Regions from separate parts of the Homo sapiens genome. Here region 1 is linked to region 2. Evidence: read pairs that join two places in POLR2A ChIA-PET (ENCODE). Cell type or tissue: Panc1. All regions are shown on one strand. Each heading gives the region's core, and the rest is flanking DNA. Links, peaks and the distances in the headings are about the cores only. Region 1 overlaps SPATS2 (spermatogenesis associated serine rich 2). Region 2 holds the start of C1QL4 (complement C1q like 4).

The links. ChIA-PET counts read pairs that join two places held together with the same protein. Peaks named below come from ENCODE experiments on the same cell type or tissue, not always from the same donor. Only the 100,000 strongest peaks of a DNase experiment are listed, where the experiment ranks them.
Region 1: POLR2A ChIA-PET joins it to region 2 with 21 read pairs; 6 of 35 experiments call an interaction of 5 or more read pairs at or near these places.

Annotation. Positions count from the first base shown.
Region 1 is chr12:49,455,664-49,471,015 of GRCh38, forward strand. SPATS2 (spermatogenesis associated serine rich 2) reads left to right here. Exons shown (of 14, transcript NM_023071.4): 3 at 5,107-5,374. The coding sequence starts at 5,350. Among named protein-coding and RNA genes, the nearest start is that of KCNH3, 76 kb to the right of the region's middle. In Panc1, for the core only: no CTCF peak of the experiment used is centred there; no DNase peak of the experiment used is centred there.
Region 2 is chr12:49,329,772-49,345,123 of GRCh38, forward strand. C1QL4 (complement C1q like 4) reads right to left here and starts at 7,417. Exons shown (of 2, transcript NM_001008223.2): 1 at 6,170-7,417; 2 at 2,638-3,462. The coding sequence starts at 6,706. The coding sequence ends at 3,283. TROAP (trophinin associated protein) reads left to right here. Exons shown (of 15, transcript NM_005480.4): 12 at 86-220; 13 at 374-1,172; 14 at 1,443-1,636; 15 at 1,802-1,960. The coding sequence ends at 1,846. RefSeq lists enhancers at 699-1,200, 6,013-6,812, 12,799-13,310 and silencers at 7,181-7,590, 12,458-12,597. In Panc1, for the core only: CTCF peaks have their summits at 7,193 and 7,471 (motif pointing left); no DNase peak of the experiment used is centred there; H3K4me3 peaks cover 1,114 bases.

The DNA.
Region 1 (15,352 bases), core at 5,178-10,177, 120 kb after region 2:
TAGGCTGGCGTGCAGTGGCACAGTCATGGCTCATTGCAGCCTCGACCTCCTGGGCTCAAGCCATCCTCCCACCTCACCCGCCTAAGTAGCTGGGAGTACAGGCACATGCCACCATGCCCAGCTAATTTTTGTATTTTTTGTAGAGACACAGTCTTGCTATGTTGGCCCAGCTGGTCTCAAACTCCTGGGCTAAAGCAGTCCCCGCACCTTGGCCTCCCAAAGTGCTGGGACTACAGGCATGAGCCATGGTGCCCAGGTCCCTTAGTCTTGTTTCTGGATTTCCCTTTTAAATTTCTATCTAATCTCCTGTTCTTTTGCTTGCACCAACCATGACAGCAACCTCAGGCTAGCTGAGCCCTTGGTCTTGCTTGTTTGCCACCAAGAAAGCGAACTGTTACTGCCTGCCTGTGGGTATGGGGTTTTTCTGTGCTTTGCTTCACAAGTCAGCCCCCTCTGTCAGTGAAGCTGCTGGTTTTCATGGCTTTCCCTGCCTTGGTAGAACTACCTTTCCCAGTCACCTTGGGGGTATGTGATGGGAGCAGCCATAGACTGCCACTGTTCTTACCATAGGTTCAGTAGGTTTCTTGTGAATAACCACAGAGAAGATAACATTTGAAAAAAGACCTGAAGGAGATTGAGGAAGTATTCCATGTAGATAACTGTGGGAAATAACATTCCTGGCAGAGGGAACACCTTCAGAGCTCTAAGATGAGAGCATATCTAGAGTGTAAAAGGGATGATAAAGAGGCCAGTGTGGCTCCAGTGGAGTAAAGGTAAAGGAAGGACATCAGAACAGACAAGACTACTTAGGCCACTGTAAGGACTGGCTTTTATTTTGAATGAAATGGGGAGCTGCCAGAGAGCTTTCAGCAGCAGAAGTGGGACATAATCTGTCTTATAATTTTAATAGCAGCCATAGTGAAATAGCAGCGAGAGTGGCAGAGTAGAAGACTCAGGATGAGAGATTCTCGTGATTTAGACAAGGGTAGTAGCAGTGGATGTGGTGAGAAGTGGTCCAGCTCTGGATGTATTTTAAAGGTAGAACACATGGGATTCTTCTGATGGATTGGAGGTGGTGGGGAATGAACAGATTCAGGTCTTTATTTAAAGGGAAATTTCCTGTTTATTGTCTGCAAATGATTTTTCTGTTCCCTATATTGAGTCCTATAATTTTTAAGTCCTTGTATTGATTCCAGTTATTCTTAGATTGGATCATTTTTTGTTCCCTAATGTTATCTTCTATTATAATTGTTTTCTCTGTTTTTTCTTCTGAAAGGTTTGCTTCATTGCATTCATTCTATTTTCATCTGTGTCTATTCTGTTTCTTGCTATTTCTGACTTCTTATTGGATCCATAATTTTTTTCCAGTTTTTCTTTAACTTTGCAATCTGATTTACTTTCCTTCTATTTTTATCATTTATTTTATAGCTTTTTTTGAATTCAACTTGAATTCAAATTCTTATTTGAAATATTCAAATAAGTATTCAAGGAGGAATCTGCTTTTGGTTTGAGGGTTTATATTGTTTTCCAGGTTGGGTTCTTCATCTGTTGCATGGAAATTTCTTCTCTCATTGTATTTCTCTTTTTTTATAGTAGGTTTGATAGCTGCTATGTCATTTTTATTTATCTTCTTCATGTTATATGTGGATAGCTCTGTTTGCAGCTACAGAGTATAGATGAAATAACCTTGATATGTTTCTAAACTTCTTTGGGACCTATCTGACCCACCCCTGCTCATCCACTATGGTTAGTTGTTGATTGTTGCTTTCATCCTCTTTTTTTTTTTTGACACAGAGTTTTGCTCTTGTTGCCCAGGCTGGAATGCAGTGGCGTGATCTCAGCTCACTGCAACCTCCGCCTCCCGGGTTCAAGCAATTCTCCTTCCTCAGCCTCCCGAGTAGCTGGGATTACAGGCATGCACCACCATGCCCAGCTAATTCTGTATTTTTAGTAGAGATGGGGTTTCACCATGCCGGTCAGACTGGTCTAGAACTCCTGACCTCAGGTAATCCACCTGCTTCAGCCTCCCAAAGTGCTGGGATTACAGGTGTGAGCCACCATGCCCGGCCTCATCCTGTTTTCTTTAACCTGAGGACATGTGCTGTTGAGAAGCTTGCCACTGAAGGGTTCAGTTGTTTTTGGCAGATCTGAGTTCTGTTCTTTTTTCTAAAATCTTATTAAGTGTGCCCTATCCAGGGGTATATTCTGTATATTTCCATAGGCTTTGGCTGGTTCTCACAGCTTGGCTCAGTGTTCTGGAAGATGGTAAGTTTCAAATACTCACCCTGCTTTTCCTGAGGTCCCACTGTGGTTTGTAGAGGTTCTTAATCTTGATGGAATATTTTTTAAAACTTTCGCAGAATTACCTACTTGACTCTTCAGTCTCCTCTTTTCAAATTGGAAATTATTTAATATAAGTGTACTCTCCTTTCCTTCTTGCATTGCATTTTGTAAATGTTTTTCCAGTCAGGTGCCCAGGTATGAGTTCCATAATCCTTATAATGCTTAAAAAAATTATTTTTCAGCCAGGCATGGTGGCTCATGCCTGTAATCCCACACTTCAGGAGGCGGAGGCAGACTGATCACTGGAGGTCAGGAGTTCAGGACCAGCCTGGCCAACATGGTGAAACCCTGTCTCTACTAAAAATACAAAAATTAGTCGGGTGTGGTGGCAGGTGCCTGTAGTCCCAGCTCGTTGGGAGGCTGAGACAGGTTAATCGTTTGAACCCAGGAGGCAAAGGTTGCAGCGAGCCAAGATCGCGCCATTGCACTCCAGTCTAGGCAACAAGAGCATGACTCTGTCTCCAGAAAAAGGAAAAGAAAAAAAAAATATTGGCCAGGAGCAGTGGCTCACGCCTGTAATCTCAGCACTTTGGGAGGCCAAGGCGGGCAGATTACTTGAGGTCAGGAGTTCAAGACCAGCCTGGCCAACATGGTGAACCCCTCTCTCTACTGAAAATACAAAAATTAGCTGGGCATGGTGGTGCATGCCTACAATTCCAGCTACACGGGAGCCTGAGGCGGAAGAAATGTTGAACCTGGGAGGTGGAGGTTGCAAATTCCATCTCGTTTTTTTTTTTTTTTTTAATTGTTAGCACATCTCTGCTGGCAGGAACTTATGCTTTCTTTACCCAGAAATCTTGGGCATGTATCTTTAAAATGTTTAGTAATATAGAAAAACAGCATTTGTATCTTTGTAATTTAAAGGAGCTTCCTGCAATATGGACTAATCTCATTTTGATGTTTCAGTTTTCCATGTTAAAATTCCTTTGCACTTCCCTCCTTTCATGTGATAAAACATTTTAAATGGTTTGTTTTCAAGGCATGATAAATCTAAGTACTGGCAGCTGGCCTGCAAATGTAGCAAACTGCACAGCTCATGCACCTAGGTCACAATAAGCGAATAGAATGTAGAGGAGGGGTCAGCCCATAAAAGGGAAGAAAGTTTCGTAATTGGGAAATCAAAATTTAAGCAGAGAAGGAGATGGGGTATAACCTTATAAGGGGGATAATAAAACTTCGGCAATGTCCAGGAAGATTGTAACCCCATAGTACTCAACCAGTGAGGAACTGGTGGAGGGACTTGTGTGCTAGAAGATAAATTACCTGTTGTGACTGTCCCGGTGTGCCTGCCCACCAGACACCTGATCTTGCAAGACCATTATTATTATTATTATTTATTTTATTATTTATTTATTTTTTGAGATGGGGTTTCACTCTTGTTGCCCAGGCTGGAGTGCAATGGTGCGATCTTGGCTCACGGCAACCTCCGCCTCCTGGATTCAAGTGATTCTCCTGCCTCAGCCTCCTGAGTAGCTGAGATTACAGGCATGCACCACTATGCCCAGCTAATTTTGTATTTTTGGTAGAGACGGGGTTTCTCCATGTTGGTCCGGCTGGTCTTGAACTCCCAACCTCAGGTGATCTGCCTGCCTTGGCCTTCCAAAGTGCTGGGATTACAGGCGTGAGCCACTGCACCTGGCTAGACCGTTATTAAAAAGTCTCACGTTTGCTGTTCTTCGTGCCTCTAAGTCCATTCTTTGGGTTTGTACAGTGAGTGTGTTTCTCATTTCACGTCCCCCCCCCCCCCCATATTTTTTATAGCTATATTTGAGCTGGGAAACCTGAGGAGAGGTTAGATATAAGAAATTCTAGGCTCACACCTGTAATCCCAGCACTTTGGGAGGCCGAGGCAGGCGGATCACGAGGTCAGGAGTTCGAGACCAGCCTGGTCAAGAGACTAGCCTGGCCAATATGGTGAAACCCTGTCTCTACTGAAAAAAAAAAAAAAAAAATTAGCCAGGTGTGGTGGCAGGCGCCTGTAATCCCAGCTACTTGGGAGGCCGAGGCAGGAGAATCGCTTGAACCTGGGAGGCGGAGTTTGCAGTGAGCTGAGATTACACCATTGCACTTCAGCCTGGGCAACAAGAGCGAAACTCCGCCTCAAAAAAACAAACAAACAAACAAAAAAAGAAATTCTAGAGGAAGAGAATAGACCCTTGATTTGGATGGGAAGATCAAATGGCTCATGCCTGTAATCCCAGCACTTTGGGAGGCCAAAGCAGGCGGATCACGAGGTAAAGAGATAGAGACTATCCTGGTCAACATGGTGAAACCCCATCTCTACTAAAAATACAAAAATTAGCTGGGCGTGGTGGTGCACGCCTGTAGTCCCAGCTACTCGGGAGGCTGAGGCAGGAGAATCACTTGAACCCGGGAGGCAGAGGTTGCAATGAGGAGCCAAGATCATGCCACTGCACTCTAGCCTGGTGACAGAGCAAGACTTCATCTCAAAAAAAAAGAAAGATCTTAGGGAGTGGTAAGAGGTGTAACATTTTAGTTTGCAAAGCAGAGATGGGGATATTTCAGATGGATACAAAAAATAAGACTAAGAGAACATACTTTCTAAACTAAGAGGATAATCTGATTCTAAGATTAACTTTTCTTAAGAAAAATTCTGCTTTTCAGCAGCTACATTGTTTCTATAGTACTTAAAAACTAGTTTTGTATACAGAAATACAAAAGAAACCTTGTGGATATCTCAGAAATTTTGTACAGATAGTCATTACTGTAATAGTATATGTGTGTTTGTGTTTTTCCCTCCAGAATCTCCCTGGAAAAGGAGACATGAATGTCTGCAATGATACTTCCTGACAAGAAGTTGATACAAGAAAAGGAAAGGAGATTAACAGCTAGTGAGCAGAATTTCGAACAGCAGGATTTCGTATTTTTTGCTTCCAACTGCACACTTCCGTTGCCCACTTTTAAATCAGAGATACCTACACTCAAAACCCAGACAAGGCAAAAGGATACTTTTCTTGTATATTTTTTGAGATCGAAGAAACGACAATGTCCAGGAAACAGAACCAGAAGGGTAAGATTACATGTGGGCATAAATTGTTAAAAGCATAGTTATAATGATCCCCATTTATAGCTGTATATTTAAAAACTGTCCTTCTAATGTGTTTTGAATGGTTTTACAAGTATTTATGGATATTAGATTATCGCTTTGTGTATTACTAGTCTGGGAATTAATTCATATAACAATAGCTTTTCTACTCACACAAACTTAGCAAATTGTAATATGCTTAACAATCTTGAAGATGCATTTTTGAATACTGAACATATGTTAGGGAGATGTGTTAAGAGGGCTAGCTTGCTGCAGGATATTCTATGTTGTTTGAGTTGGCATTTTTCTAGAGAAAGGCAGTGGAGCAAGAGTAAATGTTTCTGGGTTTTGTTTCCTTCTTTAGCTTTCCTTCCGGGAATGTTCTTCTAGCTTCTTATCTAAAGTGAAATACAAGGTGCAAAGAGTCAGGAAATAGAAGGGTAGTTATAATGGAGGGAAGGACAACAAAGACTTTGTAAAACCTTTTTCTACTTTTCTAGAATAGCTGCAAAAATTTCAAGGGACAAAGTGAACAACAGCACTAGAACTATTGTACATAATTGGAATATATTGATTAAAAGAATGATCATAGATATCTTGGCGTTTTCCCCTCATTCAATTTAATTTCCAGTTCAAAGTTAATGTTCTTTAATTCAAAGCAAAGCTATTCATAGATCCAGGTCTCACATGTTAAATATGAAGAAAATTCTTTTAAACCTAATTTTGACTTGATAATTCAAAAACCTTATAAGAAAGTAAATAAACCAGATTTGTAGTTGTAGCTTCATTGTGTAGTAAATCTATAGGAAGAATCTGAGCTCTAAGGAATGCTTAGATTACTAAAGCTGAACTGTTCTGTGGAATGAAATTTACCAACGGAAAAGTTTTTTTTAATAACCCAAGTTTGTTTTTTCTTAGTTGTTATAATTCAGTTTGTTTTTTCCCAGTTATGCTTGAAACATTGAGCATCTGTTTTCACCCTGCAAATGAGAAATACTATAGTAAAAATAGGGTTCTGGAAAAGTTGAGCATTTAATTTTTCCAAAAAAAAAGTTAACTTCAGCAAATTACTTTGACCTTTTTAAAACTAGAGAGTCTTTATTTCATGTCTGTGTTTTGCCAGAGCTGTAGAAAAAAAGTATCATTGTGAAGCAGGATATTTCCCTGGCCCCTTTGCAGGAGTCTCTCCTTTACTCAGCCTGCCTCTCTCAACTCCTCACAGGAAGGAGAGCGCGAGTGAACAAGGAAGGAACTGGAGGGCATGAGTGCTGGAACCGGCTGGCTGCTTCAGTACCAGCAGGGGTGAACTCTGTGTGGGCCCCGTGGCAGCATCCAGGCTGTGGGGTGCCTGTGACCCCCGAAGCTCCAGAGGGCATGTTACAGTGCTCTTCTGGCTCTGCCATTTGTGGACGGCTTAAGTGTTAACAGCTCAGTGGGCCCTTTCCCCCCGTGTGTGGGGTGGCTGCCCTCTGCCAGCAAGGGCAAAGGGCCAGTGTGACAGCCTTTTGTATCTGCACTCGTGGCTCCTGAGCTCTTGTCTGGTGTCCAGGAAAAATGAGGTCACACGAATGAATTGAAGGATGGTAAATGCGGGAGATTTTATTGCTGATGAAAGTGGCTTTTAGCAGGAAGGGGAGCTGAAAAGGGGTTGGTGGGGTGCGGGTAGATAATCTTTCCCTGAAGTCCAGCTGTCTCCAGCTAGTTTTTTCTCCAAAGTTACACCATCAAGCTGTCCCTCTAAAGTCAACCCACTTCTCTCCGACATCCTGACGTCCAGCTAGTTCTCCTCTCTGCCAGCTGAGTCTGGGGTCTTTATAGGCACAGAATGGGGCAGGGTGGGGCCATGGGTGGTTTAGGAAAAGGCAACAAACAGGAAAACAGAGATATAAGTTCTCACATTGGGCCAAGGTTTCAGGCATTTTGGCTTGAGGGTGGCGTTTTAACCGGTGACCCACCCTTTTCTGCCTAGAATTTCTCTGCCTCCTGTCCCCATCAGTTGCTTTTTTCTAATTACTATAAAATGAATTTAAATATTAACTATAAAAGAATTTAAATTTTAGACTACAACATAGGCCGGGTCTGGTGGCTCACGCCTATAATCCCAGCACTTTGGGAGGCCGAGGTGGGTGGGTCACAAGGTCAGGAGATTGAGACCATGCTGGCTAACACAGTGAAACCCCGTCTCTACTAAAAATACAAAAAAAAAAAAAATTAGCCGGGCGTGGTGGCGGGTGCCTGTAGTCCCAGCTACTCAGGAGGCTGAGGCAGGAGAATGGTGTGAACCCAGGAGGCGGAGCTTGCAGTGAGCAGAGATCATGCCACTGCACTCCAGCCTGGGCAACAGAGAGAGACTCTGTCTCAAAAAAAAAAAAAAAAAAAATAGACTACAACATAGACACTAAGTGCTTACCAGTTTTGGTTGAACTTAGCCTAGATTTACACTTAGTTGGAAACAAAGTAAAGCTTATGTGTTGTTGGGACTTTCTCTGAAACAAATCTATGCATGTAATTCATTTGCATGTCTGATATTTGGTCCCATGACATATAAAATATTACAACATTTCATTTATTCATTTATACGTTTAAAGTGTCATTGCTTTGGGTTTTAGTAGTCTAATCTGTAAATACACTGACTTTATCAACTTGGTTATACTACATTAAAAAGAAGGGTCTATGGTAGTCATTGTTCTTAGTGGTATTTCATTTACAGGCTCTCATTTTGTAATGAGTTATGTTTTTATTCAGCAATAGACCATGTTTTCATATTTTCCTTTTGTCAGTAATACTTGTAAATTCCTTATTTAATGAAATACTTAGTGGAGTTAAACTTGAACAGCTTAAATTAAATTAAGTCAGTTTCAGTTAAAACTATTGATTACTCCAAGCCTATTAGCCAATATCTAGCAGAAGTCAGAGCTGTGCTTCTTAGAGTGTGGGCTGTAGACCCTATTCCTGTCTGTGAACTGGAGAAGTATATAGAAATGAAGAGTGTTTAGGAACTCTTTGATAGTGATTTGACAGTGTGGCAACATCTAAGCCCTTTTAAACACAGTTTTATTGAGGTATAATTTAAATACCTTAAAATTTGCCCAAGTGTATAATTTGATTATTTTTAGTAAATTTATGGAGTTGTGCACCATCACCAAAATCTTGTTTTAAAACACTTTCCGACTGGGTGTGGTAGCTAAAGCCTATAATCTCAGCACTTAGGGAGGCTGAGGCAGGAGAATGGCTTGAAGCCAGGAGTTCAAAATCAGCCTGGACAACATAGTAAGACTCTGTCTTAGCCAGGTGTGGTGGCTCACGCCTGTAATCCCAGCACTTTGGGAGGACAAGGTGGGCAGATCATCTGAGGTTGGGAGTTCGAGACTAGCCTAACCAACATGGAGAAACCCTGTCTCTGCTTAAAAAAAAAAAAAAAAAAATTAGCTGGGTGTGGTGGTGCATGCCTGTAATCCCAGCTACTCAGGAGGCTGAGGCAGGAGAATCGCTTGAACCCGGGAGGTGGAGGTTGCGATGAGCCGAGATCGTGCCATTGCACTCCAGCCTGGGCAACAAGAGCAAAACTCCATCTTAAAAAAAAAAAAAAAAAAAAGGACTCTGTTTCTACAAAAAATAAAAAAATTAGCCAATTATACTGACACATGCCTGTTACAGTCCCAGCTATTTGGGAGGCTGAGGTGGGAGGATTACTTGAGCCCAGGAATTTGAGGCTACAGTGAGCTATGATCACTACACTCTAGCCTGGGTGACAGAGCGGGACCATGTCTCTTAAAAAAACAGAAACAAAACCCTCTTTTCCTTATCCCCCAATATTCTCTTGTTTGTGATCAATTCCTGCTCCCTACCCCAGCCACAGGCAAACATTGATCTTCTGTCACTTTATTTTTGCATTTTCTAGAAATTTCATATACACATATTAGTACAATATAGATATTATGTCTGGCTTCTTTTCACTTAGTGTAATGTTTTTAAGGTTCCTCCATATTGTTGAATGTGTCAGTAGTTTGCTCCTTTTTACTACTAAGTAGTCTTGTTATAACACATTTATCCATTTAACAGTTGCTATTCATTTTGGATTGTAGTTTGTGCTGTTATGAATGATTGTCAATTATGTACATTTGCTTACAAGTCTTTATGTGGACATGTGTTTGCATTTCTCTTGTGGAGGTACTTAGGAGTGGACTTCTTTAACTTTGTAAGAAACTTCCAGACTGTTTTCCAAGGTGGCGATACACAGTTTTACAATCCCACCAGCAGTGTATCAGGATTTCATATTTTCCATATCCTCACCAACACTCGGTATGGTCAGTCTTTTTTTTTTATTATTATAGCTATCTTAATAGATGTGTAATGGTATCTCATTGTGGTTTTGATTTGTACTTCCCTAATGACTAATGATGTTGACCATCTTTTCATGTGATTATTAGCCATTTATATTTTTTTTGGTGAAATGTCTGTTCAAATTCTTGATCCATTTAAAAGTTTTGGAGTCTTATTATCGAATTCTAAGAGTTCTTTGTATATTCTGAATACAAGTTCTTTATCAGGTACATGATTTGTAAGTATATTCTCCCATTCCATGGCTTGTCTTCTACTTTTCTTAATGGGCCGGGCGCGGTGGCTCACAGCTATAATCCCAGCACTTTGGGAGGCCAAGGCAGGTGGATCACCTGAGGTCAGGAGTTCAAGACCAGCCTGGCCAACCTGGCGAAACCCTGTCTCTACTAAAAATACAAAAATTAGCTGGGTGTGGTGGCGGGTGCGTGTAATCCCAGCTACTTGGGAGGCTGAGGCAGGAGAATCACTTGAACCCGGGAGGCGGAGGTTGCAGTGAGCCAGGATCACGCCATTGCACTCCAGCCTGGGTGACAGTGTGAGACTCCATCTCAAAAAAAAATTCTTAATGGTGTCTTTTAAAAAGTAGAAGTTTTAAATTTTGATGAAGCCCAATTTATCTTTTTTTTTTTTTTTCTATCACGGATTGGGTTTTGGTATCGTGTCTGAGAATTCTCTGCCTAACTCAAAGTCAGAAAGACTTTTTCCCAGAAGTTTTATAGTTTTATCTCATATATTTTAAAGTCTGTGATCCTGTTTGAGTTAGTTTTTTTGGGTTTTTGGGTTTTTTTGAAACGGAGTCTCTCTCTGTCACCCAGGCTGGAGTACAGTGGAGCAATCTCAGCTCACTACAACCTCCGCCTCCCAGGTTCAAGCAGTTCTCTGCTTCAGCCTCCTGAGTAGCTGGGATTACAGGCGCCCACCACCACGCCCGGCTAATTTTTGTATTTTTAGTAGAGACAGGGTTTCACCATCTTGGCCAGGCTGATCTTAAACTCCTGACCTCGTGATCCACCTGCCTCATGCCTCAGCCTCCCAAAGTGCTGGGATTACAGGTGTGAGCCACCCCGCCTGGCTGAGTTAGTTTTTATATGAGGTATAAGAGTCTAAGTTTACTTTTTTGCATATGGATATCCAGTTGTTACAGCACGTTTTGTTGACGAGGCTATCCTTTCCTCCATTGAATTGCCCTGACACCTTTGTTGAAAATCAGTAGACCATGTGAAGATTTATTTCTGGACTCTGTTCTGTTACATTGATGTATATGTCTGTCTTTATGCTAGTACACTGTATTGATTAGTATGGCTTTATAGTAAATATAGTTTAATAAGTAAGGAAGATACATCCTCCAATGATTTTCCCCACAGAATTTTTTGGGCTATTTTGGTTTCTTTACATTTACATACAAAATTTAGAATCAGATTGTCAGTTCTTACAAGAATATCTGCTTGGAATCTGATAGAGAGTGCACTGTATCAGTAGGCCAGTTCATGTAGAATTATCATCTTAACAACATGGAAGCTTTCAGTCCATGAACTTACTACTATATCTCTGCATTTATTTAGATCTTAATTTCTCTCAGCAATGGTTTACAGATTTAAATGTACAACTCTTGCATTTTTCTTAAGTTTATTGTTAAATAATTTGTTCTTTGTTTTTTTTTTTTTTTTTTTTTTTTTTGATGGAGTCTCACTGTCATCCAGGCTGGAGTGCAGCAGCACAATCTCGGCTGACTGCAGCCTCTGCCTCCCAGGTTCAGGAGATTTCCCCTGCCTCAACCTCCCGATAGCTGGGACTACAGGCCCACACCACCATGCCTGGCTAATTTTTTTTTTTTTTTTTTTTGTATTTTTAGTAGAGACGGGGTTTCACCGTGTTAGCCAGGATGGTCTCGATATCCTGACCTCGTGATCCGCCCACCTTGGCCTTCCAAAGTGCTGGGATTATAGGCGTGAGCCACTGCGCCTGTCCCAGATATGTATAACTCTTTATATTTTCCTGACTGATCTCTGAGTCTAGCACTGGTTAGAAGAAAGCAGACTTGGGGAGTAATTCAAGGTTGGAAGTGGGCTTGTTTGTGATTCCCACAGATTGCTAATGCACTTTACATTGTTCCTAATTTCCTCTGAAGACAGACTCTAGAGATTAGGGAAGGATGAGATCAAGCCATTATAACTTGTTTTATATTTTGGGAGTCCTGATTTTGTCAGATGATATTTTTCTCCTGTATCTGACTATATATCAGAATCATCTTGAACATTTAAAACATCTTTTTGCATCTCTCTCTCTGGGGATGGTACACTAGACTCTTTTTTTCTTTTTTTTTGAGACGGAGTCTCGCTCTGTCGCCCAGGCTAGAGTGCAGTGCAGTGGCGCGATCTTGGCTCACTGCTAGCTCTGCCTCCTGGGTCTATGCCATTCTCCTGCCTCAGCCTCCTGAGTAGCTGGGTCTCCTGCCTGAGCCTCCTGAGTAGCTGGGACTACAGGCACCTGCCACCACGCCCGGCTAATTTTTTGTATTTTTAGTAGAGACGGGGTTTCACGGTATTAGCCAGGATGGTCTCGATCTCCTGACCTCGTGATCCACCCGCCTCGGCCTCCCAAAGTTCTGGGATTACAGGCATGAGCCACCACACCTGACCTTCTTTTCTTCTTTTCCTTTCTTTTCTTTTTCTCTTTTCTTTTCTCTCTTCTCTTCTCCTTTTCCTTCTCTTCTTTTTCTCTTTCTTTCTTCTTTTTCTTTCACTCTTTTCTTTTCTTTCTTGTTTTTTTTTTTCTTTTTTTTTTTGAAATGGAGTCTTGCTTTGTTGCCAGGCTGGAGTGCAGTGGCACGATCTTGGCTCACTGCAACCTCCACCTCCCAGGTTCAAGCAGTTCTCCTGCCTCAGCCTCCTGAGTAGCTGGGATTACAGGTGCCCACCACCATGCCCAGCTAATTTTTGTATTTTTAGTAGAGACGGGGTTTCACCATGTTGGCCAGGCTGGTCTCAAACTCCTGACCTCAGGCTATCTGCCTGCCTCGACCTCCCAAAGTGCTGGGATTACAGGCGTGAACCACTGTGCCCGGCCTTTTTTTTTGTTTTTGTTTTTGTTTTTGTTTTTTTGAGACAGAGTCTCCCTCCGTCACCAAGGCTGGAGTGCAGTGGTGTGATCTGTGCACACTGCAACCTCTGCCTCTGGGGCTCAGGCCATTCTCCCATCTCACCCCCTCAAGTAGCTGGGACTACAGATACGTGTCATCATGCCTGGCTAATTTTTGTATTTTTTGTAGAGATGTGGTTTCACCATGTTACCCAGGCTGGCCTCGAACTCCTTGGCTCACATGATCCACCTGCCTCGACCTCCCAACGTGCTGGGATTACAGGTGTGAACCGCCACACTGGGCCTAGAATTTTTTTTCTTGCTACGTAATTTTGCTGAGCTATAGAACTTTTGAGAACTGTGGTAATGTGGTATAATTATTTTTAATAGATGTGTTTGAAAGTAACCATAAGTCCACTTCTTTCTTCTTTTATAAGTTCTGTAACCATTTGATTTACATAAAGGAGTACTTAATAAAAATCTTTACAAAGTAAAATAAGGCTGGGTACAGTGGCTTACACCTGTAATCTCAGCACCTCTGGGAGGCTGAGGCAGGAGTATGTATCACTTGAGATCAGGAGTTTGAAACTAGCCTGAGTAACACAGTGAGACCCCATCTCTACAAAAAAATAAAATAAATTAATGGCCAGGCACAGTGGTTCACGCCTGCCATCCCAGCACTTTGGAAGGCCGAGGCAGGCAGATCACTTGAGGTCAGGACTTCGAGACCAGCCTGGCCAACATGGTGAAACCCAGTCTCTACCAAAAATTAGCTGGGCGTGGTGGCAGGCGCCTATAATCCCAGCTCCTTGAGAGGCTGAGGCAGGAGAATCACTTGAACCCAGGAGGCGGAGGTTGCAGTGAGCCGAAATTGCGCCACTGCATTCCATCCTGGGCAACAGAGTGAGACTCTGTCTCAAAAAAAAAAAAAAAAAAAAAAAAGCCAGGCATGGTGGTGTGTGCCTGTAGTCCCAGATATTTGGGAGGTTGAGGCAGGGGAATCACTCAAGCCTGGGAGTTTGAGGCCACGGTGAGCTGTGATCCTGTCACTGCACTATGGGCTGGGTCTCTAAAAAAAAAAAAAAAAAAAAAAGAAAAAACAAAGTAAAATAAAACTTTTCACAGCTGAGAAATATGGGCCAGGCACAGTGGCTCACATCTGTAATTCCAGCACTTTAGGAGGCTGAGGCGGGCAGATCACTTGAGGTCAGGAGTTCAAGACCAGCCTGGCCAACATGGTGAAACCCCATCTCTGTTAAAATACAAATTAGCTGAGCGTGGTGCTGCACGCCTGTAATCCCAGCTGCTTGGGAGACTGAGGCAGGAGAATTGCTTGAACCCAGGAGGCAGAGGTTATAGTAAGCCAAGGTCACGCCACTGCACCCCAGCTTGGGCAACAGAGTGAGATTCTGTCTCAAAAAAAAAAGAAGGAAAAAACATGCAACTCAACACTCTCTCCCTGAAAAATGTTTGATTTTTCATTCATCTCATTCAAAAAGGTTGAACTGTACTTTTTTGACAACTCAAAGACAAGATTTTATTCTGGCTACCAAGTTGTTTCTCCTTTTTTTTTTGAGATGGAGTTTTGCTTTTGTTGCCCAGGCTGGAGTGGTGTAATGGCACAGTCTTGGCTCACTGCAACCTCCACCTCCCAGGTTCAAGTGATTCTCCTGTCTCAGCCTCCCTAGTAGCTGGGATTACAGACGTCCACCACCACGCCCAGCTAATTTTTGTATTTTTAGTAGAGACGGGTTTTCATCATGTTGGCCAGGCTGGTCTTGAACTCCTGACCTCAGGAGATCCTCCTGCCTTGGCCTCCCAAAGTGCTGGAATTACAGGCATGAGCCACCACTCCTGACCCCATTTCTCATTTTTAGGAGTAATTTTTTTCTATGTGAAATAGACTGGTTTTATTGATAGTGCTAGAAATGTTTTGAGCCTTTTGTTCACTTCCACCTGAAGTATTTACATTATTTATATACCATTTTAAGTCTATTATTTTCTCTAAAAGTTAAATTCCAAACTAAATTGTAAATTATATTTGTGGTTTTGGTACAAATTAAAACAATAATAGAGATCAGAGAAAGAAAAATATAACTTAGGAGCAGTTCACCAGCTGGTAAATCAACTGCATTTGCTTCTCATGTACCTTCTGGTTCTTATCTGTTAGCAAGACTTCTTAAATTCTGCCTAGTGATAATCATGCCATAAGATCATCTCCTTCAGTTACCTTTTTTTGAGTGTGTCCCAACCACCTAGTACAGTTAGTTGTGTATGATCTTCTTGAGGAGCAATCAGAAGAGACTTGTGAAATATCATTAGCCTGTTAGCCTTGTTCCAGTGTTTTGTTGCTTACCCATCAAAACTTTAAACTTATATTCAGCATATTTGTTTCTGCCTTAATTTAAGCTCAGACTTCCTTTGTAGCTTCAAGGGAATAAAGAACAATTGTGTGACATCCTCTTTTTTAAAAACTTTGAAGGTAAATAAGAAAGGCAATGTGAACATGAGTAATAGTATAAAACACTGACTGTTAGAACCAAA
Region 2 (15,352 bases), core at 6,847-11,846:
TCCATTCCTCATGAGGGTGGGACTCAGGCTGGTCTTTCTCCTGCCCCAGCCTGGCTTGCTTGTGTGCCTTGTTCCTTGGTGACAGGAGCAGGTTGCCGTCCGGTTGTTTGACCAGGAGAGTTGTATAAGGTCACTGGAGGGTTCTGGGAAACCACCGGTGGCCACTCCTTCTGGACCCCACTCTAACAGAACCCCCAGCCTCCAGGAGGTGAAGATTCAAGTGAGTCTGTGTGGCCAACAGCTTTGATGTCTATTGAACAGTGACTGGGCTGAGGAAGAGGGAAAAGAGATGGGGGATCAGGAATAGGACAGTGTGGGTAGACTACTGAACGCACATCTTGATGTCACACTGGGGTGCTCTCTCCCACCACAGCGCATCGGTATCCTGCAACAGCTGTTGAGACAGGAAGTAGAGGGGCTGGTAGGGGGCCAGTGTGTCCCTCTTAATGGAGGCTCTTCTCTGGATATGGTTGAACTTCAGCCCCTGCTGACTGAGATTTCTAGAACTCTGAATGCCACAGAGCATAACTCTGGGACTTCCCACCTTCCTGGACTGTTAAAACACTCAGGGCTGCCAAAGCCCTGTCTTCCAGAGGAGTGCGGGGAACCACAGCCCTGCCCTCCGGCAGAGCCTGGGCCCCCAGAGGCCTTCTGTAGGAGTGAGCCTGAGATACCAGAGCCCTCCCTCCAGGAACAGCTTGAAGTACCAGAGCCCTACCCTCCAGCAGAACCCAGGCCCCTAGAGTCCTGCTGTAGGAGTGAGCCTGAGATACCGGAGTCCTCTCGCCAGGAACAGCTTGAGGTACCTGAGCCCTGCCCTCCAGCAGAACCCAGGCCCCTAGAGTCCTACTGTAGGATTGAGCCTGAGATACCGGAGTCCTCTCGCCAGGAACAGCTTGAGGTACCTGAGCCCTGCCCTCCAGCAGAACCCGGGCCCCTTCAGCCCAGCACCCAGGGGCAGTCTGGACCCCCAGGGCCCTGCCCTAGGGTAGAGCTGGGGGCATCAGAGCCCTGCACCCTGGAACATAGAAGTCTAGAGTCCAGTCTACCACCCTGCTGCAGTCAGTGGGCTCCAGCAACCACCAGCCTGATCTTCTCTTCCCAACACCCGCTTTGTGCCAGCCCCCCTATCTGCTCACTCCAGTCTTTGAGACCCCCAGCAGGCCAGGCAGGTAAGGAGTTGGCTGGGAAGGAGTGTGAACACAAGAGGTCCTCACCTCACTGTGAGCTGCACACCTGCCCTGCCCCTACCCCAGGCAATCTCATGCTTCCACACCTTCCACCCTGGCCCAGCCTGGCTCTCCCTCAGGAAGAGGGGAGGGGCTGCACTTCCAGCCCTGTGCTCCTAATTGGCTTGGCCGTTGGTGGGGGAGGAGGAGAGGACAGTACATGGTGGAAGTATAGGACCCCAGACCTCCCTCTAAATTTTCCATGCCCCTCAGGCCTCAGCAATCTGGCCCCTCGAACCCTAGCCCTGAGGGAGCGCCTCAAATCGTGTTTAACCGCCATCCACTGCTTCCACGAGGCTCGTCTGGACGATGAGTGTGCCTTTTACACCAGCCGAGCCCCTCCCTCAGGCCCCACCCGGGTCTGCACCAACCCTGTGGCTACATTACTCGAATGGCAGGATGCCCTGGTGAGACTCCAACCCACAGCCCAGCTGTGGCTGCACAGTGAGCCTGATGGGAGGTGGGGAACAGGGACAGGGGGCCACCTGGGCTTCTTCACAGAGAGGTCAGCAGGAAGGCTTGGCTACAGTGCAAGGTTGGCTGAGCTGTGACAAGGTCTTCTCTGTCTCCAGTGTTTCATTCCAGTTGGTTCTGCTGCCCCCCAGGGCTCTCCATGATGAGACAACCACTCCTGCCCTGCCGTACTTCTTCCTTTTAGCCCTTATTTATTGTCGGTCTGCCCATGGGACTGGGAGCCGCCCACTTTTGTCCTCAATAAAGTTTCTAAAGTATCCACGTGTCTAGCTAAGTGTCCAAACAGGCCAGCTACTGCTGTCACTCTCCCACTGCCCACAGGATGGCAGTGTCCTCCAGCTCAGAGGCCAGCCCTGGGCTCTTGGGATCCCCCAGGCTCCCATCCAGAAGCCGTCCTGAATCCTGAAAGGGAAGGAGGAAACCCACTCCTGCCTAGCCCACCCCCTTGCAAGCTCTGAGCCTCCCACTCCTGCCAAGCCCACTCCCTCGCAAGCTCTGTAAATATGTTGGCGGGCAATTGGAACCCCTGTTCCCCTTGCTTTTTGAGATCAGTCTCACTTAGCTTGCAGGAGCCCTAGACGACTCCTTCACCCCCTAGAGCTCCTCTTCTAGAACTCTCTGCGTGCATTGGGCAGAAAAGCAGAAGCACCAGACCCAGACCTTTGGACTCTTCCCTTATTAGGCTGGTGTCTCCCTCCACCTACAGCGTGAGGCCCCAAAGCTCTCCTGAAACAGACCATCCTTCTTCCTCCCCATAGCAGAGTAGAAGCACACACACACCCCTTTTCTGCCAGAGGCAGGCCTTGCCTGGAATTAACTAAAACTTTGCCTCTGGCAGGGACTGACAGCACGGTAGGAGCTCTTTAGAGGAATGAGGGAAAGGGTCCGCCACTTTCCCCCCAGTCTATGCACCAAGTTAAGCAGCCACACACAATCCCCCAACCTCACTTTATTAGAAGAGGCAGCAGCAGCTGTAGCCCCAGGGCCTAGTCCGGATAGGGGGGAATGGGGACTGTACAGAATGCGTTTTAAATGCCAGGAAAGAATTCACTGGTTCCTCCAGTTCACAGGAAGGCTGCCAAGGCTGGAGCCTGAGCCTGAAAGTGGAGACGAGGGGACGAGAGGGTGGCGAGAGAAAGTTGTGACGGAGAACCTGCACTACCCTGTTTTAATGTCTTCTCTTGCCTAAATGGGCTCCTCCTGTTTCTGTTATTTCCCTCGCAAGCTGCGGGGGCTTCCCTCCGGCTTTCTGGGCCTCTGAGTCCCGCTATTAAAACTGCTCCCCATCTCTGTACAAAAGAGAAAGCCACGACCTCTGCCCCTATGGGGTCCAGCGCGCACTTGGGTGCGGGTGATCCCTCCGGAAGTCGCTCTGCTCCTCTGGCCGGGTCTCCTCCTCTTCCCGGCCACTTATACCCTTGAGCACCAAGAGTTCGCCCATTTAGGCCGCCTCCGGGAACGGAAGGGTCCACCCCACCGCCAGGCTCTCAAAGGGTGGGGTGGCGCCTCGGGTGGGGCGGGCAGGAGGTGGGTGAGGACGGGAGAGAAGGGGCGAGCGGGGGCACGGGGCGGGGCCGGCTCAGTCGGGGTAGATGATGAAGCCGGAGAAGGTGCTGTACTTGTTGGTGTTGCCGCCGTGCACTTTCCCGCCGTCCAGCTTGATGAAGACCTCGTCGCCCACGTCCAGGTGCAGAATGACGCTGTTGCTGGCGTAGTCGTAGTTCTGGTCCGCGTCCTGAGCAATGGCGCTGGCCCGGACCTATCGAGGGAGAAGAACCTGCTCATGCTCTGTGTGGAGCTGGGGTGACGAGAGGGGTCGGGGCGGCTGGGCGTGCGAAGGCGGCCGGGCAGCCGCCGCAGGGGCTGGGGAGGACCAGGGAGGAGGGTAGGACATCACGGAGTTGCTCCAGCTCTGCCATTCACTAGCTGTGTGACGCGGAGCAAATACCACGCCTTTTCTGGACCTCGAGTTGATTTATAAAGTGAGGGACAATAATAGAACCCACCTCATAGGGTGTTAAGATTAAGTGAATTACTACATGTGAAGTGTGTTCAGAAGAGTGGTTTGCTTTTTTTTTTTTTTTTGAGATGGAGTTTCATTCTTTTTGCCCAGGCTAGAGTGCAATGGCACGATCTCGGCTTACTGCAACCTCCCGGGTTCAAGCGATTCTCCTGCCTCAGCCTCCCTAGTAGCTGGGATTACAGACGCCTACTACCACGCCCAGCTAATTTTTTCTATTTTTAGTAGGGACGGGGTTTCACTGTGTTGGCCAGGCTGGTCTCGAACTCCTGATCTCAGGTGATCCACCCACCTCAGCCTCTCAAAGTGCTGAGATTACAGGCGTGAGCCACCGCGCCTGGCTCAGTGGTTTCCATTCTTAAATTATTTTTAATGCATTTTCAAATTACTATTCTCATTTTAAAAATAAAATTTGTCGGCCAGGCGCGGTGGCTCATACCTGTAATCCCAGCACTTTGGGAGGCCGAGGCCGGCAGATCATCTGAGATCGGGAGTTCGAGACCGGCCTGACTAACATGGAGAAACCCCGTCTCTACTAAAAATACAAAATTAGCTGGGCGTGGTGGTACATGCCTGTAATCCCAGCTACCCGGGAGGCCGAGGTCGGAGAATCGCTTGAACCCAGGAGGCAGAGGTTGCCGTGAGCCGAGATAGCGCCATTGCACTCCAGCCTCGGCAACAAGAGCGAAACTGTCTCAAAAAATAAATAAAATAAAATAAAATTTTGCCTATAGGATAATTTCTAAAATTCTGAACCGGCTGGGACCTCCTGTCAGTCCTCATGGAGGGTTGGCTTCCCCAGTGGTGGGGCATAGGTGTGCCTGTGCGTGTGCATAGGGTGCGGGCCATGATAAGGTGCACTGTTGCGCTCTCGCCTGTGGGCGCGGATTTCCCGACCAAGCACCCACTGGTGCCCAGGCGTGGGGGGTCGTCTTCTGCCAGAACAGGGAGCACTTCCTCCCCTCCGGGCTCATGGCGGTCGCTTCGGGCCTTCAGCCCCCCTCTTCTAGAGAGTCCCACAGGGGCTGGTTATTAACTCATTAATTATTCATCATTATTCTAATCACTATTTACCGTCCCCAGGGCCGCAGCGCCCGCACTGAAGAATACAGAGTGGGAGCTGCGCAGTCCCCTCCCCCTCTGAAACCCGCACGAATTAGTTACACACTGGCCCCCTCCACCTCCTCCCAGATACCCTGCATGGACCAAGCACACCTACTCGATGTCATATACAGATAGACACCGCTCTACTCTCACATCGCACTCCGCACTCACACACACTCCCTGACACACATACATATTCTTTCACTCCATGAGGACGCACACTCACTCCCTTTCCCCGGGTTCCTGGGGCAGCCCGGCTGGGATGAGATCCCAAAGCAGGTCTCGGGGCAGGTAGATGCTGCCGCGGTACCAGGCTCCTGCAGGCCTGAAGCTCCTGGGTCGCCACCACCCCCTTCATGCTGGACATCCAGAGGTCACCACTCAGCCCCAACCTCCCTCTGCAGCCTGTGCAGCTCTGGCACCTTCTCCCACCTACCCCACACCTGCGGCCTCTAGTTCCCACTATGTGTGAAATTTTGGTGCTAGAGCTTAGTCCTTGGGGCTATTCCCCGAAAACAGAGGCAACAGTGACTCCAACTGCCCACAAGGGCAGGGAACTGTGGAACCTGGATACTGAGAGATTGCTAGGGAGGGTGTGGGGCCTACAAGACCAGGCCAGGGCCCAAGGCTATTCTACCTGTCCCTTGCCTCTTTCCTCCCCCAAATCCATTCATTCCAGCCACCTGGCTGGCCCTTGAGCTGCCAAGCCACAGACTCTGCTGAGGGCAAGGCCGTTCTAGGCCCCCAGCCCTGGGGTGAGCAACAGAACAGCTGATCGGCAGGTGAAGTGAGCAGGCAAATGTTTTCTTCCTTTTATACCTTTTCCTCAAACATCCAACCCGAATGCCCTCAACATGAGAACAGCTGCTGACTTCCTATTGCCTGAGACATGGATTCCATTCTAATTCGAAGGAGCCTAGACTCCAGTTAGCTGGTCCAATGCAAGGCTGAGAGACCCAAAGGCCAGGGGGGCTGCCGCAGAAGAAAGGATAGCCCAAGACAGGACGAGAAAAGAAGCGAGTTGGCAGGGCGAGACACCAAAGACATCTGGTGTTGCCCATAGTTGCAATGTGAGGTCACAGCTGCAGAGACACTCAGGTTTAAGTCCTGAGTTCTAATTCTAACACCATTCCTACACTCCGTGAGGCCCTAGGCAGAAGGTTTTCCTTCTCTGGCCCCCAATTTCCTCTGTGGGTAAATGAAGTCATCTATCGTTCTTGGCAGCCTCGCGTTCCTGGATTCAGTGACGCTGTTTCGGGGAATAATCTCAGGTTGTGGGATGAGTGCAGGGAGATCTAGAGAGCGACCAGTCTGAGCTGGGTTGGGGAGAGGGGCATCTCACCTGTCCGTTCTTCATGAGGTCGGCCCACATGCTGGTGCCGTCGCCGCCGCGCATGAGCACGTGGTAAGCGAAGAAGTAGACGCCTGGCATGGGGCAAGTAAACTTGCCGCTGGCTGCCTCGTAGGCGTTGCCCACGTTGGTCACCACGTCGTCGAAGCGCAGCACCTCGTAACCCTCGTGGGGCCGCCGCAGGCCCGCGTAGAAAGCAATGCGAGGCACGTAGCCGGCAGCGGGCGCCACCCCGCCCGGACCTGGACCGGGAGGGCCCGGGGGGCCTGGCCTGCCGGGTTCTCCTGGGGGCCCTCTTGGACCTGGTGGTCCAGGGGGCCCCCGCAGGCCTGCTTTCCCGCGCCGGCCCACCTCTCCCTTGGCGCCTGGCGGGAAGGGGGGCACGGAAGCAGGCGCGCCGTCGGGACCAGGGCCACGGGGCCCATGCGGGTCGCACACCATGCGGCAGCGACCCAGCATCTCGTAGTGCGCTGGCCCGCGGGAGCTGTGCACCAGCAGCGGGATGGCCACCAGCAGCAGCAGCACCATGGCCACTCCGACGGCCGCGCCCGCCACCCTCTTGCGGCGGCTCAGCCGCGACGCTGCCAGGGCCAGCAAATCTTCCTCACTCTTGGGCGCAATGGCTGCCGGGGCCGGGGCTCTCCGCGGGCCAGGAGGCGGTGACCCGCCTTGGGCCTGGGTCTGCACTCCCCCGACGGCTGCCCCCCGCTCCCCTTACCCTGCCTCTGCGGGCTCCAGCCGCGGCGGTGCCGCTCCCCAAGCCGTCCGTCAAGGGGAGGCCCCTCGTGGGTTACGTCAGGGGCAGCTCCCGACGGTCCAGAGCCAGTGGTCCTCTAGTACCCTCCCGTTCAGTCCTAACGATCCTGGGCACCTGAGATCCGCGGCTTCTCGGACGGCTGGTTTCTTAGGGATCTGAGATGCCTGCTCTCCAGACTGCTGCTCTCTCAGGGATGGCGCGGTGCCTGGGTCCCAGACTGCCCAGATAGACCACTCCCTGATGGAGAGGGGACTGCTCCCCGCGCTCCGGACGTCCCGGGCTCTGAGCTGCGGGTGCTGCTCACCGGGCGCGATCTCCTAGTAGGTTTTGCGCTCTGCCTCTTGGCAAGCACCGACTCACCTTGCTACCCCTGCCGCGGCCCCAGTCCCTGCTAGAGCCCTGGCCCGCGCCTCTCTCCTGCGGGCGCGGTCCCTCTCCGCCTCCCTAACCTTCCTCCCCTCCCTCCCGGGCGCGGGTGGTATGAGGCGCCGCGCGGCGGGAGCCACTATAAGCGGCCAGAGGCGGAGCGACCCCTGGTGCCCAGAGTGGGAAGTGCGGGGGCGGGGCAGGCAGCGGCCCCCACCCACGTCCTCCCCGCCTCCCCTCCACTCCCCCACTGCCCCTAGGTTCCTTCCCGGCTCTGAGCGGGTTCTTCAGGGTTTCGCGGCCCCCGCTGTATCTTTACTTTTACCCTTTACCCGGAGTTTGGCATTCTCAGAGGCCAGAGGAAACCCAAAACAGCGATGGGATAAAGAGGGGTCAAGATACAAACACGCAGAGAAGACAGGGGTAGATTCCCGAGCTAAAATGAGGGGGAGGGACCTCACAAACAAACAGAAAACAAAATAAGAAGGGCTAGAAAAGATAGAAATTCACCACCCCACGCACCTCAGCGCCCGTGACCGAATAACATGGTAAAGGATTCAACTGATACTAGTTGGCCTGAACTGGAAAAGGCAAATCTCTAGCCAACCCTACCCCCACCCCTCAGTATTGGGGCGCGGAGCGGAGTGTGTGTGTGTGTGTGTGTGTGTGTGTGTGTGTGTGTGTTTGTGTGGAGAGAGAGAGAGAGAGAGAGAGAGAGAGAAAATAAGAGAACAGATCAGCCCGGGGGAGCAAGCAAGAAACCGACAAGAAAGCAGAGAAGGAGCGACAGAAATCAAAGAGAAGGAAAGCTAGATAGAGATGCAGAGACAGAGACAAAGCTTCGAAAAGAGACGGACTGACAGCCCCAGAGGGGGAGAGGGAGAGACAGAGACAGAGGAAGAGAGACAGAGCCGGGACAGGTTGACAGATCGAGAGAGAAATGTAAATGGCGCGCTGCAGAGAGACACCCAGGTCCGTGTTTGGACTCCAATGTGACATATCAACTGTGGGGAAGATGCGGGGGCAGGGCGGCTCTGCCAGCAGTGCTAGGCTCTGGGCCTGTGCATTGTGACAGTGTGCTCCAAAGTGTGGAGGTGGCCATGGGATCCTGGCCCTGTGTGTCCCTGGGTGAGTGCGATTGTGGATTGTGTGTTGTCTTTGTGTATGTATATGTGAGGGCTGTTTGAAGGGAGGTATTTGTATTTGTCTTCCTCCTAGTCCCTCAATTTGGAGCCCACAAATGCCATTTTTCCTACCTTGGGACTGAGAATGAAGGACTCTACTGGACAGAGAGGAAGTCAGAAGACAGCTGTCTTCTCATTTGCCCTGCCCAGCTCAGCCCAATGCCACCCCTGCCCTGGTCCCAGACTTATCCAGTCCCAGGAGTCTCTGCCCCTTCCTCCTTCTTCAAGAGTTTGTTGTTAGATGAAACCCAGAGAAGTTGGATCCCACATAATGGGTATTTGGGTGGGGGTTGAAGTTGGCCATGCAAATTAATGTAAGTAAAATGCAGATTAGGTGCTAGGCACCCTCCTGTAAGAGGGGACTGTATCTGTCTTTCCGAGCGGCCAAGACATTGCTAGACACAGGCATTGCTAGATCAGAGTCCAGAGAAAAAGCTACTGGCTGCATCCTCTCTTAGGGCCTGGGCCTTCTGGGGAAAATGTCTTGCTCACAGGGACCCCAGAGGCTAGGAAAACAGGTTCTAGGACTGGTAAAAAGTGGGGGCATTTGGAGACCCTGGAGGTGAGCAGCTGCAAAGGCCTCTTAGAGACCAGGATAAGCCAGGACTATCATGTATGGGAGAACATTGTGTAAGATGGAGGGCACAGGGCACACCAGGGCATGATTATTGGATGGAGAGTGATTTCCTCCTCTCTTGTTTTCTGTACTCCTTCCTTGCACCCCCGACCCCCGCCTCATAATGATGCTGGGAGAGAGAGGTTCCTAAGGCTGGGCCTGTGTTGGGGGTTGGGGGAGGCCCCTACATGTCTGCAAGGAGTGGGAGAGAAAGGATTGGCAGTCAGTGGGGGAGGGGCCTCCTCCTCCAACCATAAATACAAATTTTATTCAAGGTCTTTGTCGCCATTTGTCTTCCTCGGGGGGCTGAGGGCCGTGTCAGCCCTCTGCATGTCTAATTCCGGATCTGCTCCCCCAGGCTGGATGATGGATGGATCAGAGAGCAGGCCCAGGCTCACACCAGCCTCCCCTGCCTGATCCTCAGGCCCCATCCACCCCAGGTCCTGACTCCTCTCCCTCCCTTTTCCCTCCCTCCACTCACCAGAGACCCCCTCTGCCCAGCCACACTCCTCACTCCACTCATTCTACTCACCAAGGTCCCCTTTTTAAGTCCCTCACCTCAGCCCCTTTCAGGTCCCAGTCCTCTTCTCTCTAGAGCTTCCCCTCTCCTCCCATCCCCAGCCCAGGCTGTGAGATGTGGTGACCAGCAGGGCTGCAGGCAGCAGCGGATCTGTGTGGTCGGGGGAGCCGGCTTGGCTCACGGGGAGCTGAGGGGCCAGCTCCATGAATTTATTCATGTTCTGTTGCTCTTTTCCCACACTCTGGAATGAAGCTGCCAGCTCACCAGGTCCTTATTGCTTCCCCTGCAGCTGCCACATTCTGCCAAGAAGGGACCTGGGTGGGGCCAAGGCCAGCCTGTGCACCTTGGGCCAGAAGCCAAGTGTCTGGGCTCGAGGCAATGCTGGGGCCCAGGCCAGGGTCTGGGACAATTTTCCCAGAACTCCTCTGGCAGCCAAACTGGGAAGCCCCAGGGAGGTGGTATGGTTGGGAATGGGAAGTAGGTAGAGAAGGGTGTGCTGCAGGACAAAGAAGGGGCAGTGGAAGTGGGGGGCAGAGTTGGCAGGGGGAGCGGAGAGGAGAGGAAGCCTTTAACAGTTTCCTAGGCTCCCCCACTTAAAGGTTAATGCAGCCTTCAGACAGACCAGTCTGTCCTTGACTCTGCATTAGCCTTGACCCTAACCCCTATTTATATACTCGACTCCTCTTCAATCCTAAAATGAATTTTAACTCCATAAACTGACCCTAAATGGAATGCCTCCCTCACCTGTCCTGGAACCCAGGGGGATCCCCAGAATCCCCCCCAGGGCTATAGCTAGGTGTGTGTCAGAGTTCTGAGGACCAGACTTTGGATTAGCATGTGATTAGCATATGATTTGCATGTGATATGTGCCTTCTACTCTGTGGAAGTTTTCATGTTAAAATTTTATGAAGTCTAGTGGAAAGGTCCTGGCTCCTTGAAAGTTCTCTCTTTTTGTTCCTTCTCTCACACTTACTGTCACTGACCCAGACCCCCTCAAGGGAAGAAAGGGGGTGAAGAGGTGAGCAATAGAGGGCCCTTGGGAGGGAAGGCTCCAGCAGCATGATATGCCTGCATCACTTGAACGTGCCTCAGTTTCCTCATCAGTAAGAGAAGAGAAACCTCCTCGCTGCCTGACATTTTATCAAGATCTAAGGAAACACTTTTTTTTTTTTCCTTGCACTCTCTCCTTCCTCCCCTTCAGGGCCCGTCACAGTGTGGTTCTCCCTACTCATTCCCACACTCTGGCTTTCAACTCCCACATTGAAGATCACATGGATCTGGAAGCAGCCTGGGTTGCCTGGTAGCAGTCCTCTAGTATGAAGACAAGGGAATCCACGTGAGAGGACAGGGGACGGCATGGAAAGGGAAACAACATTATTGAGTCCTTATTGTATTTTAGGGCTTTAACATGCAACTTCTCGTTGCATCCTCACAGCACCCTTTAGAGTTAGATCTATTGTCCCCATTTTAAAGATAAAAAAACTGGGGCCCAGAAAGGGGAAATGGCTTGTCCATTATCACCCTGTAAGGGATAGTCCTGGAATTAGAGTTATGACCTCCTGGCTTCCTTCTCAGTTCCCTAGAGGAGACAAATGGCACCCAAGGCAGTGGAAGAGTGAGAGAGGCAGGCCAGGAGTGGGCAGTGAGATTTGAATGGCTTCCGGGAGCCTTTTGTATGTGAGGCCAAAAGGGTTGGGTCTTGGCTCCGTGTATCCCCCAACCCCCACCCTGACACTGTTAAGCATGATGCCCAACAGGTGCTCAACTGTTGGCTAAAGGATGGCCAAAGTTAGTTTCAGAGAACAACCGTCCAGATGGAGGAAGAGAGGGCAGAGAAAAAGGAAGGCAAAGGAAAACGAAGCGAGTCAAGGAAAATTTGCTTAAGGGACAAAAGGGAAGCCTGAAGCCGGCTGTTCTCCGACTGCAGCTGGGAAAACCGTCCCAGCCCAAGAACCTGCTCATGGTTTGCCTCCTTGCAGAGACTACCCTCCTGCCTCTGCCATCACGGCCAGGCCCAGGGCTCCCACTCATCAGCCAGTGCCTCTGGCACCAAAACTCAGTGCAACCTTAAGTTCAAAGTATCGCACCAGGGTCCACAGGGCTGAAGACAAGCTCCTGGCTTCTCAGAGAGTGGGTAAAGACTGCTTCCAAGGTGTCTGCCAGGTCAGAGCTGTTGCTGACTTACTTCGGCAGCCCTCCACCCCTGGCCAGGTGCTGCTCCTAGCCTTTGACTCCTCCACCTCCCTTTGTGCCCCCCTCTGCCTCCACCGCTTGCCAGCTCCAGCCTCCAGTTAATGAAATGTGGGGATCGGCTGCACAGAGAGCTGTCAGACCCCTCATTTCTCCTCTGGGATATTGACTCCGGGTCTGGGAGACCCACAGGTGAAAGGAGGCGGGTGGGGTGCGGGAAGTTGAGGTAGGGGCGCATACTGATGAGAGCCCCGAGACCAGGAGGTAGTGCTAAGCTCCAAGTCTCGAGGGCTCGGCTAAGCGAGGAAGGCCCTAGGATGCTCTTTCTGCTTGGGGTCCCCAGCTTTTCTCTGACGAGCAGGACACTTAACGAGCCCCAACCCACCGCACCCGGACCTGGACCCCGAACTAGCACCCCAGGCGGGCTGGACTTCAGTGAGCGCCGCGCGCAGCGCCTCGGAGCCAGAGACCGCTGCCCGGTGCTTCCTCCCATCTTCTTCCATCCCTTCCCTCTTGCTCCCCCTCCCTCCTGCACTCCCTCCCCGGCGGCCGCGGCCTTTATTAGGGATTCCGCGGCTGTCGGTCCCGCCATCCATCCTGTCCGCCGGCAATTAGGCGGCCAGACAAAGAGCAGCTTCGGATGGATGAGGGTCCCAGCGGATCGGAAATGTGAAGGGTCAGCGCTGCCGCCCGCGGCGCACCCCGCTCCCCCTTCCGCATAATCACCGGCCGCCCGTCACTCAGCCGGCCGCCCAGGGAGCTCCTGGGCCCGGCCCGGGAGAGGGCGGGGTGCGGCTGCAGCCTAGGCGCCCAGGACAGGGCGAGGGCGGACCTGCGGCAGGAGCGCCTCCTGCGGGGCAGTGGAGGACTGTGGCCTGAGGCATTGGCCGAAGGGTGGGGGATTATGGCCCCGGGCACTCCCCGAAGGGAAACTGGGGCTAGCGGCTTGGGGCCTCCCAGTGGGGAAGAGGGAACAAAAGCTGCGGAGACCGGAGGCCCGGGGTCCAGGGCGCCCCCTGCTGGGAAGCTGGGAACCAAGCCTTAGAGGTCCGGCAGGTACAGATGGAACCAGGCCCAGGGCGACCCCTCCTAGGGAAACCAAGGGTTTCTAGCCTGGCGCGCCTCCTGCCGGCTTTGAATGACACTGCGCTTCTATGCCCGCTCCGTTCAGTGAAATCCAACCAATCCGCATCCGCTCAAAAAAGGCTCCAAGTCCTGGCGAACCCGAGGGGAGCCGAGAGGGAGTTCAAGGAGTCCAGGTTTTACTGCAGATTCTTTGGCGCTAGCTCCCAGCTGACAAATCAACATCTCAATCTGACAATTAGTGGTCAAGATGCGGGGTGAGGGGCTCTTACAGCCCCGGCCGCTTAGCCCTCCCGGCGGGAGGCAGAGGGGTGGGCGGTGCTGGCAGTGATGAACGACTCCAGGGGGGCCCGTGGCCCCGAGCGCGCATTCATTACTCGACTGACAGGCGGGTGGCGGGCCGGGCGGGCTGCGAGTGGACGTGCCGGGAAAGAGGCCAGTAGCAGGAGGGGACTAAGGCAAGCGTTTAACAGTCCCACTGCTCCATCTGCTCCCGGTCCTTCGCCTTGACCCTGGGACTTGACTTCCTTGAGCTCGGCCTCCCAGTTGTTGGAGCTGGCCCTGGCTGGGAAGCAAGGGCGGGGACCTAAGCCCTCTTCTGGGGTTAGGTGATTTAAGGTCTGAGATGTCAAGGAAGGGTATTAGGCAGGTCTCAAGACTAGGCGATTCGGCCTGACCTCTGAGAGATTGTGCGTGACTGTGCACTCAGAGATGGCGTGTATGACAGGGATTGATGAATGTGGATCGCACGTGGGAGGTCAGTGACTGTGTGTGTCAGTACCAGGTATGTGTCAGTATGATTTTGTCAGTGGAGGTGTGAGATTCCCTCTGAGGATGAGCCACCACCCCTCCCTGTGTGTCCGTCTCCCCACTACCCCCCAGCTGGCTGTCAGCTCTGTCTCCAGTTATGGAGGAAATGGCAGTGCGCACGGTGACAGCTGAGGTGTGCTGCTGGGGTGGGGGGTGGGGGTGGTGCTAGATGTTAACTGTGAGAGTGCTGGTCAGGACAGCTGCTCCCTTCCAGCACCTTCACCACTAACATCCCTACCCCAAGGGTTTTGAAAGTAGTGGATTTTTTTTTTTTTTTTTTTTTTTTTTTTTTTTTTTTTTTTTTTTGGCCAAAGTTTGGACACCTAGTTGCTGTGCCCTGGGGAACAAAGTGATTACTGCCAGAGTTGTCTAGCCCATACCCCTACACATACACATACACAAGGTCTCCAAATGTGAGATGTGATCTCCAACCCATGTGGCCTACCTAGGCTGGTGGTGGCCAGAGAGGAGTTGGTAGATGTTGAGCAGATGCCTGTGTGATGCTCAGGAAGAGAGAGGCTGACCTTCAGACCTCCAAGGCAGCCTATCTCTTTGGAGCCTGTACTAGCAGCCTCGGAGACCCTAACCTTTTGGGTCTCAAGTCCAAGTTAATTACTAGTTTATGCCTTGGGAGGATAATGCTAACTGCACTCTAATTCCTCTCCATAATAACTCTCTTCAGTTTGGCTTGGTCTCCACTCTCAATCCTCATTCTCAAAAACACCAAGAAGTTGAACCTGGCCTCCTCCCAGCCCTGAACCTCCTGGGTTTACAGAGCAGAGAGCTGGGCTGACTCTGGATCTCTGGCCCCCTGTTTTGTTCAGCAAGACCCCTTCCCTTTGTCTTGTTGTTCCTTGGGGCTAGGGTATCTCCTGGAGCTTCTGTATATTTATCTCTGTAAACGTCCTCTTCTTTTTTTTTTTCGGGGTCTCACTCTGTCTCCCAGGCTGGAGTGCAGTGGCTCGATCTTGGCTCACTGCAATCTCCGTCTCCTGGATTCAAGAGATTCTTCTGCCTCAGCCTCCTGAACACCTGGGACTACAGGCTCCACCCGGCTTTTTTTTTTTTTTTTTTTTAATTTTTAGTAGAGACAGGGTTTACCATGTTGACCAGGCTGGTCTTGAACTCCTGATGTCAGGTGATCCACCCACCTCAGCATCCCAAAGTACTGGGATTACAGGTGTGAGTCACGGCGCCCAGGCTTTGTACCCTCCTTTGTGTCTGCATATTTCCACATTTAGGAATCTTCCAAATTTGTCTTCCTACATTTTGGGGGGCTCTCTCTTTGTTCCTCTTGGGGCTCTTCTCTCTAAGAATACACCAGCCCAGCAGAATACCCCACGGACACTGGAGTAGGAGAAGGAGGAGGGCTTTCTTCCTGCCCCCATCCAGAGGTGATTGCTAACCCAAGGATGGTCACACCGTGTCAGGGCTCGGGCACGCGCGGGTCACTTCACATTCTGAGCACAGACGCCTGGTCGATGCCCTGCTGTCCCTCCCTCCTCCCAACCTCCCTCCGCCTGGCCCCCGCCCCCTCCGCCCGCCTGGAAAAGGCAAATTTGACATTTTTAAATCCCGAGCCTTAGAGGGATCGATGCGGCCCGGGGGCCCCGCCCGGGGTCGATATTCCTGATTGGGAAGCGGCCGC